2 separate regions of the Homo sapiens genome follow, and region 1 is linked to region 2. Evidence: read pairs that join two places in POLR2A ChIA-PET (ENCODE). Cell type or tissue: Panc1. All regions are shown on one strand. Links, peaks and the distances in the headings refer to the core of each region. The heading gives the core; the rest is flanking DNA.

Evidence for each region. Peaks named below come from ENCODE experiments on the same cell type or tissue, not always from the same donor. Only the 100,000 strongest peaks of a DNase experiment are listed, where the experiment ranks them.
Region 1: POLR2A ChIA-PET joins it to region 2 with 5 read pairs; 7 of 35 experiments call an interaction of 5 or more read pairs at or near these places.

What each region holds. Positions count from the first base shown.
Region 1 is chr3:196,590,018-196,605,941 of GRCh38, forward strand. No RefSeq gene overlaps it. Among named protein-coding and RNA genes, the nearest start is that of FBXO45, 29 kb to the left of the region's middle. In Panc1, for the core only: no CTCF peak of the experiment used is centred there; no DNase peak of the experiment used is centred there.
Region 2 is chr3:196,661,519-196,667,017 of GRCh38, forward strand. It overlaps NRROS (negative regulator of reactive oxygen species), which reads left to right. Exons shown (of 3, transcript NM_198565.3): 3 at 1-486. The coding sequence ends at 204. Among named protein-coding and RNA genes, the nearest start is that of NRROS, 25 kb to the left of the region's middle. RefSeq lists enhancers at 3,909-4,571, 4,572-5,234, 5,235-5,499 and a silencer at 4,620-4,914. In Panc1, for the core only: no CTCF peak of the experiment used is centred there; no DNase peak of the experiment used is centred there; H3K27ac peaks cover 379 bases.

The sequences.
Region 1 (15,924 bases), core at 1,919-4,418, 70 kb before region 2:
ATTAGAGAAGTCAAGTCCTGTCTATGATATGATATGATACTTGTACACCATGTTATATTTCTGCCCCCTTTCCTGTATAAATAAAATGGGGATAAAATCAAGTAATGGTTTTGAGGTCATAGCTCCCTTAAGAAAGTCTCCCTGAAATAATGTATTAAAATTCTAGCGTCTCAAGTTAGATTCATTAGAGGCATATTGTAGTGGGAACAGACCAGATATCTTTGTTTATTTTAATATAGCTAACTTGTTCATATTCCCAACCCATGTTTAAAGAGCATATGATTGATCTGTGCCCCCTTGTTGGTCATCTTCACCTTGGAAGGAAAGGAGGCTTAAGGTTGCAATGAGAGTTGTTGATGACATCTCTAACCCCTCAGTAGGCCAAAGAGTGATGTAGTTCATGATCCAATTGCCCAGAATAGCACGGACAGATGGTTACTTTGCTAAAAGACATGTTGGTAGCAAAGACACTGCTCTGAGCAGAGACTGGTGGCAAAGCCCAGCGCAATCCACCCTTCTGAGCACAGCCTACAGGAACTTCAGTGCCGACGGAGTCACGGAGGCCACTCTAGGTTTTACATGGCCATAGTTGAGCTTCTGAAATTTTGAAGGATCTCCCTGCCCACCCAGCTACTAGTCATCCACTTGGTAATGTAGACAGAATGAAAAAGGCAGGAAAGATCATTCATCAAATTATTTTCTAACATCCGTTATCTAGCAGGCTTTTACCAGGTACTAGAGATGGAAAGATGAGAAGGAAAAATCGAAGTTGCTGACAAGCTTCTGTGAAAGCAAATGTGGAAACAGACTACTGTGAAACTGAGGTAACTGCTTTAACGAAATTACAGGTGAGGTCCAGGGTGGCATAGGAGAGGGAATAGTTAACCTGGGGCGATGTTTAAGCTGAGCTTAGAAGATAGTAGGTGGGAGCTAATGAGGATAAATCCACTGTTCCAGGCAAGTGGGATAGGACGTGCTATGATACGGAGGCACAGATAGGTCCGCTATGTCTGGAACCATGCTGGACAAGTGGTGGGGGAGGGCATGGAACAGGGAAATTGCGTCTGGATTATAATTGCCATACCAAATAGTTTGGGTTTTGTCTATTTTTTCATGGGGGAAGCCATTCAAAAGTTTTCAGCAGGGGCATGATTAGCTACAAAAACCAATATCTGAAAGGTGGGAGTCAGGAGGTCTAGGCAGAAAATGATGAGGACCTAAACTAAGGTGACTAAAGATGGAGGAGGGATGTATTTAAGAGAATGCAGGAACACATGTGGACACCATTTGTATGTCAAGAGTGAGAAGCTTTTTGGTGCAGACATTTATAAGGTACTGCTTATTAAGAAAGGGTATTGAAAAGGAGGAATAGATTGGGAGGTGAGGGGCCGAGCGCAGTGGCTCACATCTGTCATCCCAGCACTTTGGGAGGCTGAGGTGGGCAGATCACCTGAGGCCAGGAGTTCGAGACCAGCCTGGCCAACGTGGTGAAACCCCGCCTCTACTAAAAATACAAAAATTAGTCGGTTGTGGTGGCAGGTGCCTGTAATCCCAGCTACTCGGGAGGCTGAGGCAGGAGAATGGCGGGAACCCAGGAGGCGGAGCTTGCAGTGAGCCGAGATCGCGCCATTGCACTCCAGCCTGGGTGACAGAGCGAGACTCTGTCTCAAAAAAAAAGATTGGGGGGTGAGGGTAACGAGTGCGGTTTTGAACATGTTAAATCGGAGGTGGAAATACAGAAAAGGCAGTTGGAACTAGTGAGCCTGGAGTTAAGGAGATCGGCAGCCAGCTGGATGAGAGAGCTGCTGGTGTGCCGCGTTCCTCACTGGCCGTACGGGCTCCACAGCCCAGCGGGTAGAGCGAGGGAGGCGGGCCTGCAATACCCCCAAAGGACAACCAACTGCCTTCTAAACCGTGACTCTGCCAACTAAAGGCTGCGGGGGTGTTTTGTTGTTTCGGGATTTTTCTTTTCCTTACATACCCCACACCTCTGAATAACAATCCTAGCAGTTCAATTTTTTTTTTTTTTCTTGGAGACAGAGTCTCGCTCTGTCGCCCAGGCTGGAGTGCGGTGGTGTGATCTCGGCTCACTGCAACCTCCGCCTCCCGGGTTCCAGCCATTCTCCTGCCTCAGCCTCCCGAGTAGCTGGGATTACAGGCGCCCGCCACCACGCCCGGCTAATTTTTGTATTTTTAGGAGAGATGGAGTTTCACCGTGTTAGCCAGGATGGTCTTGATCTCTTGACCTCGTGATCTGCCCGCCTCGGCCTCCCAAAGTGCTGGGATTACAGGCGTGAGCCACCGCGCCCAGCCTCAGTTCAAAATTTTTAGGTGCCTCTTTTTAATTTTGGGAGAAGCTCAGCAATGTTCTATCATTTTGGTCTTGAGGCAAGACCACTGGATCAACAGCACAGGACTCATGCGGTCTAAGTCCTGGGGGCGCTGCTGGTCACGACGCGATTCCGGAGCAGATGTCTTCCTTCCTGGGGCTGTTGCTGAGGCTGACCTAGCTCAATGCTTCTCATTTTGGGATGCCCACTAGAATCACCTGGGGAGTTTTTTATTTCTTTAAATTAGCTTTATTGAGATAATAACTGACATCAAACAAGCTATACCTATTTACCAGTGCACAATTTGATAAGCTTTGATGTATGTATATATCCATCACAATCAAGATAGCCTATATGTGGGAAGCTTTTAAAAGATAAGATGCAGCCGGGCGCGGTGGCTCACGCCTGTAATCCCAGCACTTTGGGAGGCCGAGGCAGGCGGATCACCTGAGGTCGGGAGTTCGAGACCAGCCTGACCAGCATGGAGAAACCCCGTCTCTACTAAAAATACAAAAATTAGCCGGGTGTGGTGGCGCGTGCCTGTTATCCCAGCTACTCGGGAGACTGAGGCAGGAGAATCATTTGAACTCGGGAGGGGGAGGTTGCAGTGAGCTGAGATCCAGCCATTGCACTCCAGCCTGGGCAACAAGAGCAAAACTCCTTCTCAAATAAATAAATAAGATGCCCTAGCAAATTAAATTCCATGGAGTAGTAGAGTGGAGTTTTGTTTGTTTGTTTTTGTTGTTGGTTTTTTTTGAGACAGAGTCTCACTCTCTCCCAGGCTGGAGTGCAGTGGCCCGATCTCGGCTCACTGCAAGCTCCGCCTCCCGAGTTCACGCCATTCTCCTGCCTCAGCCTCCCAAGTAGCTGGGACTACAGGCGCCCGCCACCACGCCCAGCTAATTTTTTGCATTTTTAATAGAGACGGGGTTTCACCGTGTTAACCAGGATGGTCTCAATCTCCTCATCTCGTGATCCACCCCCCTCGGCCTCCCAAAGTGCTGGGATTACAGGTGTGAGCCAACGCACCCAGCCTTTTGTTTGTTTTTAAGTCTCCAGGTACTTCTCCCCTGAACTAGGAGACCACCATTCAGGAATGACATTTGAGCAGCCTCAAGTGGAGGCAAAAATCTCTGGTTTATTTTATGTTACGATTTGATTATTTTATTTTATTTTATTTATTTTATTTTTTGAGACGGAGTCTCACTCTGTTGCCTAGGCTGGAATACAGTGGCGCGATCTTGGCTCACTGGAACCTTTGCCTCCTGGCTGCAAGCGACTCTCCTGCCTCAGCCTCTTGAGTAGCTGGGATTACAGGCAAGTGCCACCATGCCCAGCTAAATTTTGTATTTTTAGTAGAGACGGGGTTTCACCATGTTGGTCAGGCTGGTCTCGAACTCCTGACCTTGTGATCCACCCGCCTGGGCCTCCCAAAGTGCAGGGATTACAGACGTGAGCCACCGTGCCAGGCAAAAATCTCTGGTTTATAACCAGGAAAATTGTATGAGAAAAAAGAGCTCTAGCTCTAGAGACCAAGAGCAAGGTGATGGCAGTGCCAGAGTGAGCACCTAAGGCAAGACTGTCTCTTCTGTGGGTCTTTCTATGGCCCTTAGTGAGCTAAAGTGAGGCTGTCATTTAAAAGAGGTTCTAGCCCGGGTGCGGTGGCTCACGCCTGCCATCCCAGCACTTTGGGAGGCCAAGGCGGACAGATTATGAGATCAGGAGTTCAAGATCAGGCTGGCGAACATGGTGAAACCCCAGCTCTACTAATAATACAAAAATTAGCTGGGTGTGGTGGTGGGTGCCTGTAATCCCAGCTACTCGGGAGGCTGAGGCAGGAGAATCGCTTGAACCCAGGAGGCAGAGGTTGCAGTGAGTCAAGATGGTGCCACTGCACTCCAGCCTGGGCCACACAGTGAGACTCCGTCTCAGGAAAAAAAAAAAAAAAAAAAAAAAGAGGTGTCCTTATCAGGATTCTTTCAGGAATTAGTGCTTTGGTCCTTCCTATATCGGAGTGGCAATGACATTTGGGTGCCTAACCAAAGCTGAGCAGCTGCACCTGTGGTTTGTCACATCTTAAAATCAAACTTCTTATCTCTGATAAAAGGAGATATAATGATTGAAAATTGCTACAGGAAAGAAACAATAAAACCTAATGTCATGGGCTGAGTTGCATCCCCTTGAAAATTTATATGTTGAAATCCTCCAGTACCGCAGAATGTGACCTTATTTGTAAATGGGGTCATCTCAGATGTTACTAGTTAAGATGAGGTCATACCAGAAAAGACTGGGTCCCTAATTTAAGATAACTGGTATCCTTATGAAAAAGAGATTTAGACGCAGACATGCACACAGGGAGGATCCCATGTGAAGATGAAGGCAGCGATCAGGGCCATCCAGCAGATGCCAAGTGCCAAAAACTGCCAGCAAACCAACAGAAACCGGGCAGCGGCGCGAAGCAGATTCTTCCGCACCACCCTCAGAGGAAACCAGCCCTGCTGACACCTTCATCTCAGACTTCTAGCCTCCAGGACTGTGGGACGATACTTTTTTCTTTTTTTTTTTTTGAGACGGAGTCTCGCTCTGTCGCCCAGGCTGGAGTGCAGTAGTGCAATCTTGGCTCACTGCAAGCTCCGCCTCCCGGGTTCAAGCAATTCTCCTGTCCCAGCCTCCTGAGTAGCGGGGGTTACAGGCGCCCACCACCATGCCCGGCTAATTTTTGTATTTTTAGTAGAGACGCGGTTTCACCATATTGGTCAGGCTCGTCTTGAACTCCTGACCTTAGGTGATCCCCCTGCCTCGGCCTCCCAAAGTGCTGGGATTACAGGCGGGAGCCACTGCGCCCGGCAAGGGACGATACATTTTTGTCGTTGAAGCCACCAACTTTGTGGTACTTTGCTGTGGCAACCCTAGGAAACACACCTTTTAATTTTTCTCTCTACCAATTCTATTTCTTTCTGGAGGCAACTTTGATTTTGTGTTTGGTTGTTCGCCGGAACCATGGGAAAGGCCAGGAACAGTTTTAAGGTGTTAAGGTTTGTTGGAAGGTCTTTGTCAGGTTGCATTCGTAACCCAGTGTTTGTAAAGTACTTAGTGTAGTGGTTAGGGGCATGGATTCTGGGGTCATGAATTCAAACCCACGTTCTACCACTTACTAGTTCTGTGACCCTGGGTGGGACATTTGATCCCTCCAAGCCTCAGTTCCCTTATCTGTAAAATGGGGGGCGGGGGGAATCGTGCTACTTACTTTAAAAGGTGATGTGAGCATTACATGAAACGCACATTGAGCCACTTAGAACAGTGCCAGGAGTGTAGTAAGTATTCACTGTATTTCTCATTATTATTACTGAACTGTTCTATAATAGGTAAGTATCATTAGGAGCCAACCATGGAAGAAAAGCAATTTTAGTCACTAAAAAAAAAAAAATTGTGGTGAAATATAAAACATTCCATTCATCTGGTTCTAAAATTAAGAATAGGAAACATTTTAAAATAGGAAATGTTTTAAAATTTAGGAAACATTTAAAAATATTCAAAGCAACAGAACCTGAGGTAGTACAAGCAAAATAAGTTTATTTTAGAGATACAGGGCTGGCTCCCAGAGATCAATAGCAGGAATGCCTTGTTTTTCATGAGGAAGTTGGACAAAGCAATGGAAAGCCATCAGGAGCCTGGGAATACCACCTCTTCCTTATTCCCGAGACATTTCTTCATTCTTTCCCCAAACTTCCTCTTCTACATAGTCCACGTTGTGAAAAATGGCCACCCACACTTCTCCCCTCCATCCAAGAGATCACCTCGGGGTCTCAGATAGACTCCAATTCCTACTACTGGTCCAATCAGCTATGGCCATGGGATGGGGAGTGGGCTCACACGGTACCTAGGATGCCACTGGGGTCTCAGCCCTACGACTCTGTGGCTGGGGGATGAGGGGGAGGGAAGTCATAAAGAAGAGAGAATGGGTACTGCAGGAAGACACTAATAAACATGCTTCCTCCCACCCCCAAAGTTTGGCCATATGAGGAATAGCACATTTGAGGACTCCCCAGAAGAAAAACGACAAAGGAGGCTGAAAGGAGTGAAGAGGAAAAAAGATACAGAGGGGAGAGCAAGGTAACCCCATCAAGTACTGGAGACTCACAGCAAGACAGCCACCCAGAGGGGGAGCACAGCGTCTCGGTGTAAGACTCAGGGTGGTGCCTTGCCCAGCCTCTGCCCTGAGAAGCAACAGACACTACCTGCGCTGTCAGGGGCTGTGTCTGAGCAGGAGCTGGTTTGCTAAATCAAGGGCAAGAAGAGAAAGCTCAGGTCTTTTGGGTCTTGAAGAAACTGTACTTCTTACCTCGTCCTTCTCTTCTCTGTTTTAAGGGAGAGACTAAAGAATGGTGAGGTTTGAAACTCAGAGGAAAACCAGCTTGGTGATCTGTTTTTTGTTTAGCTGACACGAAATCATTCACACCCAGCAGCTCACTGCCTGCTTATTTTAAGCATGAAAAATGAGGGTAATAAGTTTCTCCCTCTCTTGTGGGAATTATGTTCATATCTTTCACTGGACTCCTTTCCTACACACCCAGAGCTTAATTTTGGTTACTTTTGGAATACTAAAATGAACTGAGGGTCCCAGCCTGGAAGGGAGTTTGGTGATGAGGTGAAATGAAGTATTTTAGGGCAAGGATGGCAACGGAATTCAAATCCTCTGCCGTGACACCCAAGTGAAATGCTCTGCTTCTCACAGAGTGACACTTAGAGCTGTGGGTTTTGAGACAGATAGAAAGGGATCTCTCTTGGTTTTTTGTTTGTTTTTTGAGATGGAGTTTCGCTGTTGTTGCCCGGGCTGGAGTGCGATGGCGCAATCTCGGCTCACTGCAACCTCTGCCTCCCAGGTTCAAGCGATTCTCCTGCCTCAGCCTCCCAAGTAGCTGGGATTACAGATGCCCGCCACCATGCCCAGCTAATTTTGTATTTTTAGTAGAAACAGGCTTTCTCCATGTTGGTCAGGCTGGTCTCAAACTCCCAACCTCAGGTGATCCACACGCCTTGGCTTCCCGAAATGCTGGGATTACAGGCGTGAGCCACTGCGCCTGGTTGAAAAGGATCTCTTGTAGGAAGATGGAACCCAGAGGGGCTTAAGAGGACCTACGCACCCGCAGGCCTCCTCTCCCTGCACAAAAACATAGGCGTCCCCTGATTTCATGACCAGTTGTCATGAAATCACACCCAAGTCCCTCACTTAGAAACCCCCACGATGAGTTAAACTATTCACTGGCCGGGCGTGGTGGCTCATGCCTGTAATCCCAACACTTTGGGAGGCTGAGACAGTTGGACTACCTGAGGTCAGGAGTTCGAAACCAGCCTGGCCAAGATGGCAAAACCCTGTCTCTACTAAAAATACAAAAATTAGCCGGGCATGGTGGTGGGCACCTGTAATCCCAGCTACTCAGGAGGCTGAGGAAGGAGAATCGCTTGAAGCTGGGAGGCGGAGGTTGCAGTGAGCCAAGATCGCACCACTGCACTCCAGCCCGGCCGACAGTGAGACTCAGTCTCAAAAAACAAAAACAAAAACAAAACAAAACAAAAAAACACCGTTGCCTGCAGCTTCCCTGCCCATAAAGAAACGCATGCTATAGTGAAGGAAAGTGGCACAGCCTTGTCTTCTATGCATCTGCCTTCCAAGACCTTATCAGAAGTGGCTGGTGCACAATTTATGATTGAGGTCTTCTTACCTCTTTTCCCATCATAATCATGACTAGCAGCAAGAATGGAACATGTAGAGCCCTAGTCTAGGCAATCAATATAGCACTCACATTCCTTTGACTCAGCCCCTCCTCCATGGAATATGCAGCGCGGGTACTGTTAGTGTGTCTGGAATTGGTGGGTTCTTGGTCTCACTGACTTCAAGACTGAAGCCGCGGACCCTCGCGGTGAGTGTTACAGCTCTTAAGGGCGCGCGTCTGGAGTTTGTTCCTTCTGATGTTCGGATGTGTTCGGAGTTTTTTCTTTCTGGTGGGCTGCAGACTTTCGCGGTGAGTGTTACAGCTCTTAAAGCGGCGCATCTGGAGTTGCTTGTTCCTCCCGCTGGGCTCGTGGTCTCACTGGCTTCAGGAGTGAAGCTGCAGACTTTTGTGGTGAGTGTTACAGCTCATAAAAAGCAGCGTGGACCCAGTGAGCAGCAGCAAGATTTATTGCAAAAAGCCAAAGAACAGAGCTTCCACACAATGGAAGGGGACCGGAACGGCTTGCCGCTGCTGGCTCGGGCAGCCTGCTTTTATTCTCTTATCTGGCCCCACCCACATCCTGTTGATTGGTAGAGCCTAGAGGCCTGTTTTGACAGGGCGCTGATTGGTGCGTTTACAATCCCTGAGCTAGATACAAAGGTTCTCCACGTCCCCATCAGATTAGTTAGATACGGAGTTTCCACACACAGGTTCTCCAAGGCCCCACCAGAGCAGCTAGATACAGAGTGTCGATTGGTGCACTCACAAACCCTGAGCTAGACACAGGGTGCTGATTGGTGTGTTTACAAACCTTGAGCTAGATACAGAGTGTGGATTGGTGTGTTTACAATCCCTGAGCTAGACATAAAGGTTCTCCACGTCCCCACCAGACTCAGGAGCCCAGCTGGCTTCGCCCAGTGGATCCCGCACTGGGGCTGCAGGTGGAGCTGCCTGCCAGTCCTGCGCGTGCGCCCGCACTCCTCAGCCCTTGGGTGGTCGATGGGACTGGGCATGGTGGAGCAGGGGGTGGCGCTCGTCGGGGAGGCCCGGGCCGCACAGGAGCCCACGGAGGGGGTGGGAAGCTCAGGCAGGGCGGGCTGCGGGTCCCGAGCCCTGCCGAGCGGGAAGGCAGCTAAGGCCCGGTGAGAAATCGAGCACATCGCTGGTGGGCTGGCACTGCTGGGGGACCCAGTACACCCTCCGCAGCCGCTGGCCCGGGTGCTAAGCCCCTCATTGCCCGGGGCCAGCAGGGCCCGCCAGCTGCTCCGAGTGCGGGGCCCGCCAAGCCCACGCCTACCCGGAATTCCAGCTGGCCCGCAAGCGCCGCACGCAGCCCCGGTTCCCGCTCGCGCCTCTCCCTCCACACCTCCCTGCAAGCTGAGGGAGCGGGCTCCGGTCTTGGCCAGCCCAGAAAGGGGCTCCCACAGTGCAGTGGGGGGCTGAAGGGCTCCTCAAGTGCCGCCAAAGTGGAAGCCCAGGCAGAGGCGGGCCGAGAGCAAGCGAGGGCTCTGAGGACTGCCAGCACGCTGTCACCTCTCATTAGGACTCTGCAGCGCGGGTACTGTTAGGACTCTGCAGCGCGGGTACTGTTAGGACTGGGTCCCTGCACTCCAGGTCTTCAGAGATGTTGTGCTTAATATTTCTGGGCACCTGCTATGTGTTTTATCTACATTACTTGATTTATTTATTAGAATATCTTGATGGTATTCACATTCGTGGAACACTGAGGCTCACAGACGATAAATAACTTGCTAAAGTCACACACCTTAAGTTTCAGAGTCTTGTTTCAGCCTAGATCTCTGACTCAAAACTTTGGTTACTTTCTCCTCAAGGGGGAGGCAGACGTGTCGCAGATAAACATCCAATAACAAGTAAGTGCTCTTGAAGAGATAAACATGAGTAGTGCTGGGGTGGCTGACTTGCCTGGAGAGTCAGTAGATACATTTTGACTGTTGTTTTATTTACCAGGACTGGAGAGGAAAATGGGAAGAACATATATTCTCTCTCTTCACAGCCAGCTCCTCTCTGCTCCTCTCCTCGCTTCTGTGAACAATTCCCTCAGCCTGTGTATGAATCATGATCACCATTCACTATAGAACCCTGACCTGTGTCCGGGTTGCCAGACATAATACAGGATGCCTGATGAAATTTCAGATCAATGAATAGTTTTTTAGTATACATACATACCCAATGTTGCATGAAATATAATGATACTAAAGAATTATTCGTGTTTAAAATTCAAATTTCACTGTGGGCACTGCATTTTTTCCCAATTTTCAAACTGTGGTACTGTACACATAATGTAAAATGTTTACCATCTTAACCAATTTCAAGTGTACAGTTAGTGGTACTAAATACATTCATGATGTGTGCAACCATCAGCACCATCCATCTCCAGAACTTTGTTTGTTTGCTTATTTGTTTAGTAGAGATGGGGTCTTGCTGTGTTGCCCAGGCTGGTCTCCTGCTCCGTGACTCAAGTGATCCTCTCGCCTCGGCCTCCCAAAGGCTGGGAATACAGGCGCAAGCCACCATGCCCGGCCTCTCGAGCTCTTTTATCTTGTAAAATTGAAACCTTATGTCTACTAAACAATAACTCTACATTCCCCCAACTCCCCAGTCCCCGGCAACCACCATGCTACTTTGTGTATCTGTGATTTTGACTCCTCTAAACACTGCAGATAAGTGGAATTACACAGTATTTGCCCTTTTGTGACTGGCTTATTTCACTTAGTGTAATATCCTCAAGGTTCATTCATATGTTGTAGGATGTGTCAGAATTTTTTTCCTCTGTAAGACTGAAGACTGTTCCATCGAGCCACGTTTTGCTTATCCATTCATTCGTTGATGGACTCTGGGTTGCTTCCACGCTGTAGCTGCTGTGAGGAACGCTGCTGTGAACACGGGTGTGCAAAGGTCTCTTTGAGGCTCTGCTTTCGGTTCTTGTGGGTCTATTCTCAGCAGTGGGATGCTGAATCATACAGCCATTCTCTGTTTTATTTTTCGAGGAACTGCCAGACTGTTTTCCAGGCTGGCTGCACATTTTACACTCCCACCAGCCGTGCACGAGGATTCCATTTCTCCACGTCCTCACCAACGCGTCTATCTGATGTTTTCGTTTTCCCAAATAGCCATCCTAAAGGGTGTGAGGTGAGGGCATTCTTTATTTGTATTTGCCAAATGTAGCGACCCTAAAGCCCAGCCAGAGACCTCTTGCCGGGCTCTGATGTCACACCTTGCCCATCTAACCCTTGCCTTTTCTGTGTCGCATCCTGGCCTGGACTCCTGGTCCTCTGGTCCTCACCCAGCCTCTCCTCATTTACTGCTGCCCATGCCTCAGTGTGAGACTGTGTCTGGGGCTCTCGTCACCTCTTCTTGCCTTGCTCCCTCTGAGAGCACCTCGCTGGCACCACACTGACAGGTTGGCACCATAGGCTGAGCCTGAATGTAGAAACTGGCAGAACATCAACTCAAAGGAAATGTCCCAAGAGGAGAAAATGTTGAGACAGCAAAAGTCTGTGGCCTAATCTCAGAGCACTCACAGTTATAGATCCCTGACACTTTGCAGGCCAGAAGAAGCTGAATTTTTAGTTATTTGATCCTTTCCCCAGTTAGGGTTCCAGCTTCCTCCTCCTTTCCCTTTTTCAGATACTAAGAACCCACCATGAGCACCACACTGACAGGCCGGCATAGACAAGTAAAACTCTGCCCTCAAGGATCTAGGCCCAGTGAGGAAGCCGAGACCTTTCTAAATAGTTGTAACATATAGAAAATGAGAACAGCTGAAGGAAGTGCAGGAGGAACGCCACATGAGGGCATTTGCGGGTGAGGGAGGGTCCAAGGAACTTTGTGGAGCAGGTGTCATCTGAGCAGAACCTTAAAAGATAAATGGTATTTAAGCATGTATCAATTTGCCAAATAAAATTGTTAACACAAATTTATATTTATTTATTTATTTATTTGGAGATGGAGTCTCGCTCTGTCGCCCAGGCTGGAGTGCAATGGTGTGATCTTGGCTCACTGGAACCTCCACCTCCCAAGTTCAAGCGATTATCTTGCCTCAGCCTCCCAAGTAGCTGGGACTACAGGTGCACACCATCACGCCCGGCTAATTTTTGTATTTTTAGTAGAGACTGGTTTCACCATGTTAGCCAGGCTGGTGATCTAGCCATAGGTGATCTACCCACCTTGGCCTCCCAAAGTGCTGGGATTACAGGTGTGAGCCACTGCGCCTGGCTGCACAAATTTATTAATAGCAATTTACCAATGTTGCTCGCTAAAACTTTATTACTTTTTTTTTTCTTTTTTTTTTGAGACAGAGTCTCGCTCTGTCACCCAGGCTGGAGTGCAGTGGCACGATCTCAGCTCACTCTAACCTCCGCCTCCCAGGTTCAAAAGATTTTTGTGCCTCAGCCTCCTGAGTAGCTGGGATTATAGGCGTGCACCATCAAGCCTGGCTAATTTTTCTATTTTTAGGAGAGACGAGGTTTCACCATGTTGGTCAGGCTGGTCTCGAACTCCTGACCTCATGATCCCCCTGCCTCGGCCTCCCAAAGTGCTAGGATTACAGGTGTGAGCCACCACGCCTAGCCAAAACTTTATTCCTTTTAGCAATTTGTAGAATGTATAGCAATTTAATTTTTACCAAGCTTTCCCAATATTCCATTTATTTATTTATGTTTTCATTTCAGGCAATGTTTATGTCCCAAATGTCAAAAAACATTTTAAGGTTGGTTTTTCTCTTCCAACCATGTTTTTCTGGTTTTAAAAGTAATCTTTATTTTTAATTAATTTATTAATTAAATTAATATAAATTAATGTGATAGAAATTAGGATAATTTAATTACTCTTAGTTAATATGTGCATTATAAGAAACCGAAAAACACAAGAAGCAGAGAACAAGGCCGTCCACAATCACGAGCAGTTTGCAGTTGACCGTGTCCTTCCAGGTCCCGTGTATGTACAGACACAACACCCAGTGGATCGTGCTTTGTCACACAACATTCTGCCCAATTTTAAATCCGTTTTGCTGCCTCCTTGAGATTCTGTGACTCTAGTGGCTTGGTTCCCACAGGTATCTCCCTTTGCAAATCTATGCTTGAAGGTTTCTCTGTCATGCTAAGTCAGTGACTATTATTTTTCAATTCTGACATCTTTGAAATATGCAGAAGAGACCAGGCGCGGTGCTCACGCCTGTAATCCCAGCACTTTGGGAGGCCGAGGTGGGCGGATCACGAGCTCAGGAGATCGAGACCATCCTGGCTAACACGGTGAAACCCCGTCTCTACTAAAAGTACAAAAAAATTAGCCGGGCGTGGTGGCGGGCGCCTGTACTCCCAGCTACTAGGGAGGCTGAGGCAGGAGAACGGGGTGAACCCGGGAGGCGGAGCTTGCAGTGAGCCGAGATCGCGCCACTGAACTCCAGCCTGGGTGACTGAGAGAGACTCTGTCTCAAAAAAAAAAAAAAAAAAAAAAAAGAAATATGCAGAAGAGTAAAGAGAATAACAACAAACACCCATCTGCTCAATGTTCAGCTTTAGCAAATCTTAACCTTTTGCCAAATTTGCTTCAGATATTTTTTTCTCAGAAACGAAATATTACAGATACAGTTGAAGCCTCTTATACATCTATGCCTGTGATTTGACTCCTTTCCCTCTCTCTCCAGAACTTGACACGTGTCATTGCTGTGTTTGTTTTCATGCTTTTCTGTAGTGTGATGGGTCCCCAGCCAAGTTACTAAAGAGTGTGTGTCTGCTGCCTGAACCCTGAAGGCCAGGCCATGAGCCAAGGCCACAGTGCCCAGCAGAGGAGCAGGTGTCCCTCAGAACCAAGCGTCCCGGAGGGTTTCTAAGAAACTACCAAGAAAAACAGTCCATCACTCACACAGTGGGCAAAGAGCCAGAAAATTAGCTTAAAGGCAGCTCAAGAGTGTGGCCGGGCACGGCTCATGCCTGTAATCCCAGCACTCTGGGAGGTCAAGGTGGGTGGTTCACGAGGTCAAGAGATCGAGACCAGCCTGGCCAACATGGTGAAACCCCATCTCTACTAAAAATACAAAAATTAGCTGGGCGTGGTGGCATGAGCCTGTAGTCCCAGCAACTCAGAAGGCTGAGGCAGGAGAATCACTTGAATCCAGGAGGCGGAGGTTGCAGCGAGCCAAGATCACGCCACTGCACTCCAGCCTGGAGACAGAGCAAGACTCCGTCTCAAAAAAAAAAAAAAAAGAGTGGGAAAATGGGAGGCAATGCAGGTCTCTAAAGCTGTCCTGCTACTGCCCAGGAGGCCTTGTATGTAGGTCCAAATAAACTCATCTACTTGCCAAGCTGGACGTGTCTCAGTCATTCTTTGGTCTCTCAGCCTCCTCCTAGTTTGGGAAAAGGTTTTTTGTTTGTTTGTATTTTTTTAATACAATTCCAGGTTTTCTTTGTTATGTTTCTACATATCCATTGATCTATAAAGAAGGCTTAGCATTTTTTGCATATTTCTAAACCATATACAGGATATATACACATGCGTGTGTGCCACGAACCGTTTATGTCCTCCTGCAACTTCGTGTTCTTGTGATTTATCCATTCCTAAACATAGAACTGTTACTTCTTTTTTAATTGCTGTACAGCAGAGGTCCCCAAACCCCAGCACAGGTGCACAGCCTGTTAGGAAACTGCGTCACACGGCAGGAGGGGAGCAGCAGGCGGGTGAGCAAGTGAAGCTTCATCTGTATTGACAGCCGCTCCCCATCACTCGCATTACTGCTTGAGCTCCGCCTCCTGTCCGATCAGCGCCGGCACTAGATACTCATAGCTATGTGAACCCTATTGTGAACTGAGCATATGAGGGATCTAGGCTGCATGCTCCCTATGAGAATCTAATGCCTGATGATCCATCAGTGTTTCCCATCATCCCCAGATGGAACCGTCTAGTTGCAGGAAAACAAGTGCAGGGCTCCACTGATTCTACATTATGCTGAGTTGTATAATTATTTCATTATATCTTACAACGTAATAATAATAGAAATAAAGTGCACAATAAATGTGATGCACTTGAATCATCCCAAACCATCCCCCACCCCCAGTCCATGAAAAAATGGTCTTCCAGGAAACGGGTCCCTAGTGCCAGAAAGGTTGGGGACCGCTGCCGTACAGTATTCCATTTCACCAACATACTACCGTCTATCAATTCTTCTGTTCACGACCATTTAGGTTGTTTCCAATTTGTGATTACAAACAAAGCTGGAATGAATTCTGTATGTATGTGCTCTAGTCTCTAGAATATACATTATGAGAAGCGGCATTCTCAAGTTCTGGCTTATGCTCATCTCCGCCTTTGTTAGATATTGCCTCATTGTTCATCACCATCAATATTTCTGTTTATCAAGCAAGGGACGAGGGCAAGCAGCAAAAATAACACATGGTACAGGTATGTTTCAACCTGCAGGTGTGAGGGGATGCATATAGTGCCCAAGATTCTCACCATTTCATGGGGAAGAGTGCTTAGGCTAGGCATAGCTGGACACATCATGTGTTCTGTACAAGAGAGGGAATATAAAATTCCTTGTTGTCTCACGCATTTATAAAGTATTATGGAGGGCAGGCGCCGTGGCTCACGCCTGTAATCCCAACACTTTGGGAGGCTGAGGCAGGTGGATCACCTGAAGTCAGGAGTTCAAGACCAGTCTGGCCAACATGGTGAAACCCCGTCTCTACTAAAAATACAAAAATTATTCATGCGTGGTGGTGGGCACCTGTAATCCCAGCCACTCGGGAGGCTGAGGCAGGAGAACTGCTTGTACCTGGGAGGCAGAGCTCGCAGTGAGCCGAGATCACACCAATGCACTCCAGCCTGGGCAACAGAGCAAGACTCTGTCTCCAAAAAAAAAAAAA
Region 2 (5,499 bases), core at 1-2,500:
AAGATCATCCGCGTGACGGAGCTGCCCGGAGGTGTGCCTCGGGACTGCAAGTGGGAGCGGCTGGACCTGGGCCTGCTCTACCTCGTGCTCATCCTCCCCAGCTGCCTCACCCTGCTGGTGGCCTGCACTGTCATCGTCCTCACTTTTAAGAAGCCTCTGCTTCAGGTCATCAAGAGCCGCTGCCACTGGTCCTCCGTTTACTGACCTGGCTGTGTGCCAAGACTCGAAATTCGGTCCGCACACAACAGGACACTTTCTCTGCCAGCTTTCAAGATGTGATGCAGAGGCCAAGTCTGACGAATTGAAGTTTCAATTAAAATTTAATATGTTTCCATTCCTCATCGCCCACCCCACCCCCGCCCCCACCACCGCCCAAGTTCTTTTTCCATCATTATAATTCATCCTCATTATCTTGGTAAAATATTTATTAAGTGACTTTTTCAGAAATAAAAGGCAACGTGTCTCATAAATATTTTTTAAATTAAATGCAGCTTGTGTTTTTTTTTATTGTTCCTTGGTTTCCCTTGGATTATTTTGTAGTGTCCTCCCCTTGGTGACATCCATGGAGCCGAGGGTAGCAATTCAATGCAACCTACTGGAAAAAGAACTCCAAGAGCAGGTGCTAGAGATGGTGAGTCAGTGCCCTGGGGACTCAACAGGGACAAGGATTTCATAGCAGGACGACGACACAAGGATTTCATAGCAGGACGACGACAACAAAGCATTTCAAAGCACAGCTGGAGGGTCTGACATAAGATCATAAGATGAGGCCTCTCACCTGCTGCGTGACTGGCCACCGCCGTCAGAACGGTCCTGTGATCCTAGCACTTTGGGAGGCTGAGGCGGGTCACCTGAGGTCAGGAGTTCGAGACCAGCTTGGCGAACATGGTGAAACCCCGTCTCTACTAAAAATACAGAAATTAGCCGGGTGTGGTGGCGGGCGCCTGTAATCCCAGCTACTTGGGAGGCTGAGACAGGAGAATTGCTTGAACCCAGGAGGCGGAGGTTGCAGTGAACCGAGATCACACCACTGCACCCCAGCCTGGGCGATGGAGCAAGACCCCGTCTCAAAAAATAAACAAATAAATAAAATAATGGACCTCTAGCTGGGCCCTCTCCAGGTGCCCTGGCTTCATACCCGGAGTCTCTGGCAGACAGACATGACTCTTCCATGGAGAAACCAAGAGAATAATAACTGGCCCCGAGTTTATCCAGTCAGTAAGCCGACTGCCAGAGACAGTCCTCGTTCTGAAGGGAAGTAAAGAGGAATGCAGAAAGGAATGAATTCTGCTCACTTGTGAACCCTCCTAACTCTTCACAAAAAATTGCTTACAACTTCATAGCAGATGTTCAGTATCTGTATTCACTAGATTCTTAGCTTCCCTTCTCCCTCTGTTCAATGACTAACGAACAATGTCTGTGCTCCTCTCTGAGAGAAAAGATAACAAGGACACAGCCCCCGTCCTCTGGTAGTTTAGAATTTACACTGTCCTCAAAGTTTTTAATCCCTGCTTACTAAATCATAAAGGAATTAAACGCAATGGGGGAGGGATGGGGAGGGAGAGAGGCTAGAAATCCCACAAACTGATAGCTATTACCATGCAGACTAACTGTCAGCAGAAATATTTAGGCAAATCAAAGAGATAAAATCAGTGGTCTTACTCTGACACAGCAGAAACTTCCCTTGGATGCTCTACAGAGGTTTGAACAAGGCCATCTCAGGCCCCACATTCAGTAGCGTTAGCGGCAGGTCCTGTTAGGCTTTGCCATCTCAGGCCCCACATTCAGTAGCGTTAGCGGCAGGTCCTGTTGGGCTTTGCCCTTGCTATGACCCCACCGTTCCCTCCTGCACTGCGCCCAGCCTAGTGTCGTGGATGTCTCTCAGGTTGCCTTGAAGCCTTCCGGGCAAGTCCCATCAGCCAACGCAACATCAGACCAGACTCTCCTGATTTCCTCTCCCCATCAACAAAACCCTTCTCTGGGGTCCTGCTGTTTCCTAATGTGAACACTAGCTAATTAGACAAATGCATCTATCTGTGGCTGGTGCACTGACGGCTTCTCTTGAGTTAATGCGTCACCTCTGGTATCCATCAGTGTTCTTAGTCTCATGCAACTGAAGACGGTTCTGTCTGATTTAAGTAGCTTACGCATTTAGTAAGAGAATATTAGTAAGCTCTGGACTCTCGGGAAGGCTGAGGAACAGGCTTGGAAAATGGGCAGGAACAGAAGATGCTGTGTAGCAATTGGGACCAGCTGGTCTCGAACTCCTGACCTCAGCCCAAACCATGCCATGAGCAGTAACTGTGGGAGCATGGCTGCAGCCACCCCTGCCACCTTCTGCTGAAATAAATGCTCCCCAAATTCTGCTGCATCGCCAGCTCCTGACCGTGGTCATGTGCCCCTGCCCTGAGTACAAGAAGGACTGGCACGGCAATGCTGTACCCCTTGGCGAGGTGTCTATGGCAGAAGATAGGCTCCGTGTCCTCCAAATTCTTATGAGGGGGCAGAGTTCTTGAAACCTAAGAAAGGAAGTGAGACGTTGAGCAAACAAAATGAATGAAAAGTAAGTCCCGTATCCTTTTATGGCTGCATGTACATTTTATTTATTTATTTATTTATTTATTTATTTATTTATTTATTAGCCTGAGTCTCGCTTTGTTGCCCAGGCTGGAGTGCAGTGGCGTGATCTCTGCTCACTGCAACCTCTGCCTCCCAGGTTCAAGCGATTCTCCTGCCTCAGCCTCCTGAATAGCTGGGACTACAGGCGCCCGCCACCACACCCAGCTAATTTTTGTATTTTTAGTAGAGACACGGTTTCACCATGTTGGCCAGGCTGGTCTTGAACTCCTGGCCTCAGGGTGATCCGCCCACTGTGGCCTCCCAAAGTGTTGGGATTACAGGCGTGAGCCACCGCGCCCAGGCAGCGTGTACATTTTAGCAGGCAACTTCTGGAAGCAAATTCTTAGCACAAAGAAATGACTCAAATGATGGAAACTTCAGACAGAAACTCAGGGCAGTCGGGGAGATAGTTTGGGGTTCAGCAGGACTTTTGAAGCCCCTCAAGTCACACCATGTAGCTGACCACCCACTCTTTCTGTTCTTGGGGTCCAGCCCGGGAGGATGACAAATTGAGCCCCAGCCCTGCCTGTGACTGTGACTTTAGAAGGCTGTGGGCTTTCCTTCCTAGTGTTTTCCATCACAAGGATCCAAAGGTGATTTCCTGCCGGGTGCGGTGGCTCATGCCTATAATCCCAGCACTTTGGGAAGCTGAGGTGGGTGGATCACCTGAGGTCAGGAGTTCGAGACCCGCCTGGCCAATATGGTGAAACCCCATCTCTACTAAAAATACAAAAATTAGCTGGGCGTGGTGGCGTGTGCCTGTAGTCCCAGCTACTCGGGAGGCTGAGGCAGGAGAATCGCTTGAACCTGGGAGGCGGAGGTTGCAGTGAGCAGAGATGGCGCCACTGTAGTCCAGCCTGGTCGACAAGACAAAATTCCGTCTCAAAAAAAAAAGGATGATTTTCTAGGTTTCTCTCAGTATGCGGAAAGTTACATAGGGAAGGTGCTTTCTGCCTTCAGTGCTCAGCTATGGTTCCCCCAGCAAATTCTGTCCCCTTTCCCTGCTTCTCCCACTCCGACCTGGACCCATAGGAGAACCTACTGGCGAGGGAAGGACCCACAAAGCCTGTTACCAGAGTTCTTCGGTGGGGCCAGAATGGTGTCTGCCTAAGAGCTCCCATTCAGCCAGGTGGGGCACCACGTGGTTCTTCCTCAGTGGGTGGGCAGTAGGGGGCCATTTCCGGTTGCCACATGCCAGAATATTCACACAGGAGGATATTCAGAATCACAGATAAATCATGTCAGAGACTGGTCTGTGAACATGAGTAACAGTAACTTAGATTTTGGAAATCCAGTCATAAAACAAAAGCTGAAGGTTTTTCTGGAGGCATTTAAGTTAGGGATCAATTGATTTTTTTCCGTTCTTTCTTTTTTTGAGATGGAGTCTTGCTCTGTCACCCAGGCTGGAGTGCAATGGCGCAATCTCGGCTCACTGCAAACTCCGCCTCCCGGGTTCAAGCGATTCTCCTGCCTCAGCCTCCTGAGTAGCTGGGATGACAGGTGCCTGCCACCACGCCCAGCTAATTTTTGTATTTTTAGTAGAGATGGGGTTTCACCATGTTGGCCAGGCCGGCCTCGAACTCCTGACCTTGTGATCCGCCCGCCTCGGCCTCCCACAGTGCTGGGATGACAGGCTGAGCCACGGCGCCTGCTGATTTCTTTTTTTAAACGACCCCAGTTGCAAGCAATTGGACAAACTCTAATCCTTGGTTTGTATCACTGGTCATATCACTTTTTATTTATTTAATGTGCCAGATAACTTCCATTTGCCCCTCCAGATCTACTTCCCACTCTTTTCCACCCTGCCCCAGGAGGCTGGCCTCAATGGGCTCCCTTGCCCTTTGGCTTCCAGTGGTATTTGGCTAAGAAGGAGGTTTGGCAAATCACAGGGGAGGAAGAAAGTGAGGTCAGAGTATTTATTCTCCTGACTCCTCCCTGTAGATTTGTCTCAAACTGGCTGCACCTATCAACCAAACTCACACTCGTCTCAAGGCGGCTCTTTGCACACGAATCTCTGCCTTAGGTATCTAGGAACCACTCACTCCCCTGGCTCTCTTCTCTGGGCCTAGCATGGGTAACAGCTCTGCCTCACCAGCTCGTGTAATTGCATTATCCTTTGCGGTTTGCCCTCCCCTCTCCACCGCTTTGTGAATCGTCCCTTTGTAAATCCTCCTGACTTGTCCTTGTTTGAACGTGCCATCTGGTTCCTGCTGGGTCCCTGCATGACGCAGCTGGCTACTCATTTAGTAATCCTGAGCCCGAGAGATTCCAGCACTTGTGTCAGGGAGCCACAGAGTGCTAAGGATGCGCGGCCAGCGCTAGGAAAGCAAATCTCCCGAAGATGGAGTCCCCTGATTTCCATGGAGTCCATGCGTGGACATGAGGAAGAAGGTGGACATGAGGAAGATGGCACGCCTCAGTGTGTTACAAACATATTCATATTTTACCCAAATTAGAGTGGGAGAAGTTTCCAGCCTTGGAGACCTTCTTTAAAAGAGTGTGGGTGTTGCAATGACCAAAGCAAACAGATGATGGAGCTGGGGAAAAAAAAAGTGTTATTTAAAAAAATCCTTCTCGGCCGGGTGCAGTGGCTCATGCCTATAATCCCAGCACTCTGGAAGGCTGAAGCAGGCGGATCACCTGAGGTCAGGAGTTTGAGACCAGCCTGCCCAACATGGCGAAACCCCGTCTCCACTAAAAATACAAAAAATTACCCGGCGTGGTGGCACATGCCTGTAATCCCAGCTACTGCGGGGGCTGAGGCAGGAGGATCTCTTGAACCCGGGAGGCGGAGGTTGCATTGAGCCAAGATCGTGCCACTGCACTCCAGCCTGGGTGACAAGAGCGAAACTGTGTCTCAAAAAAACAAAAACGAAAAAC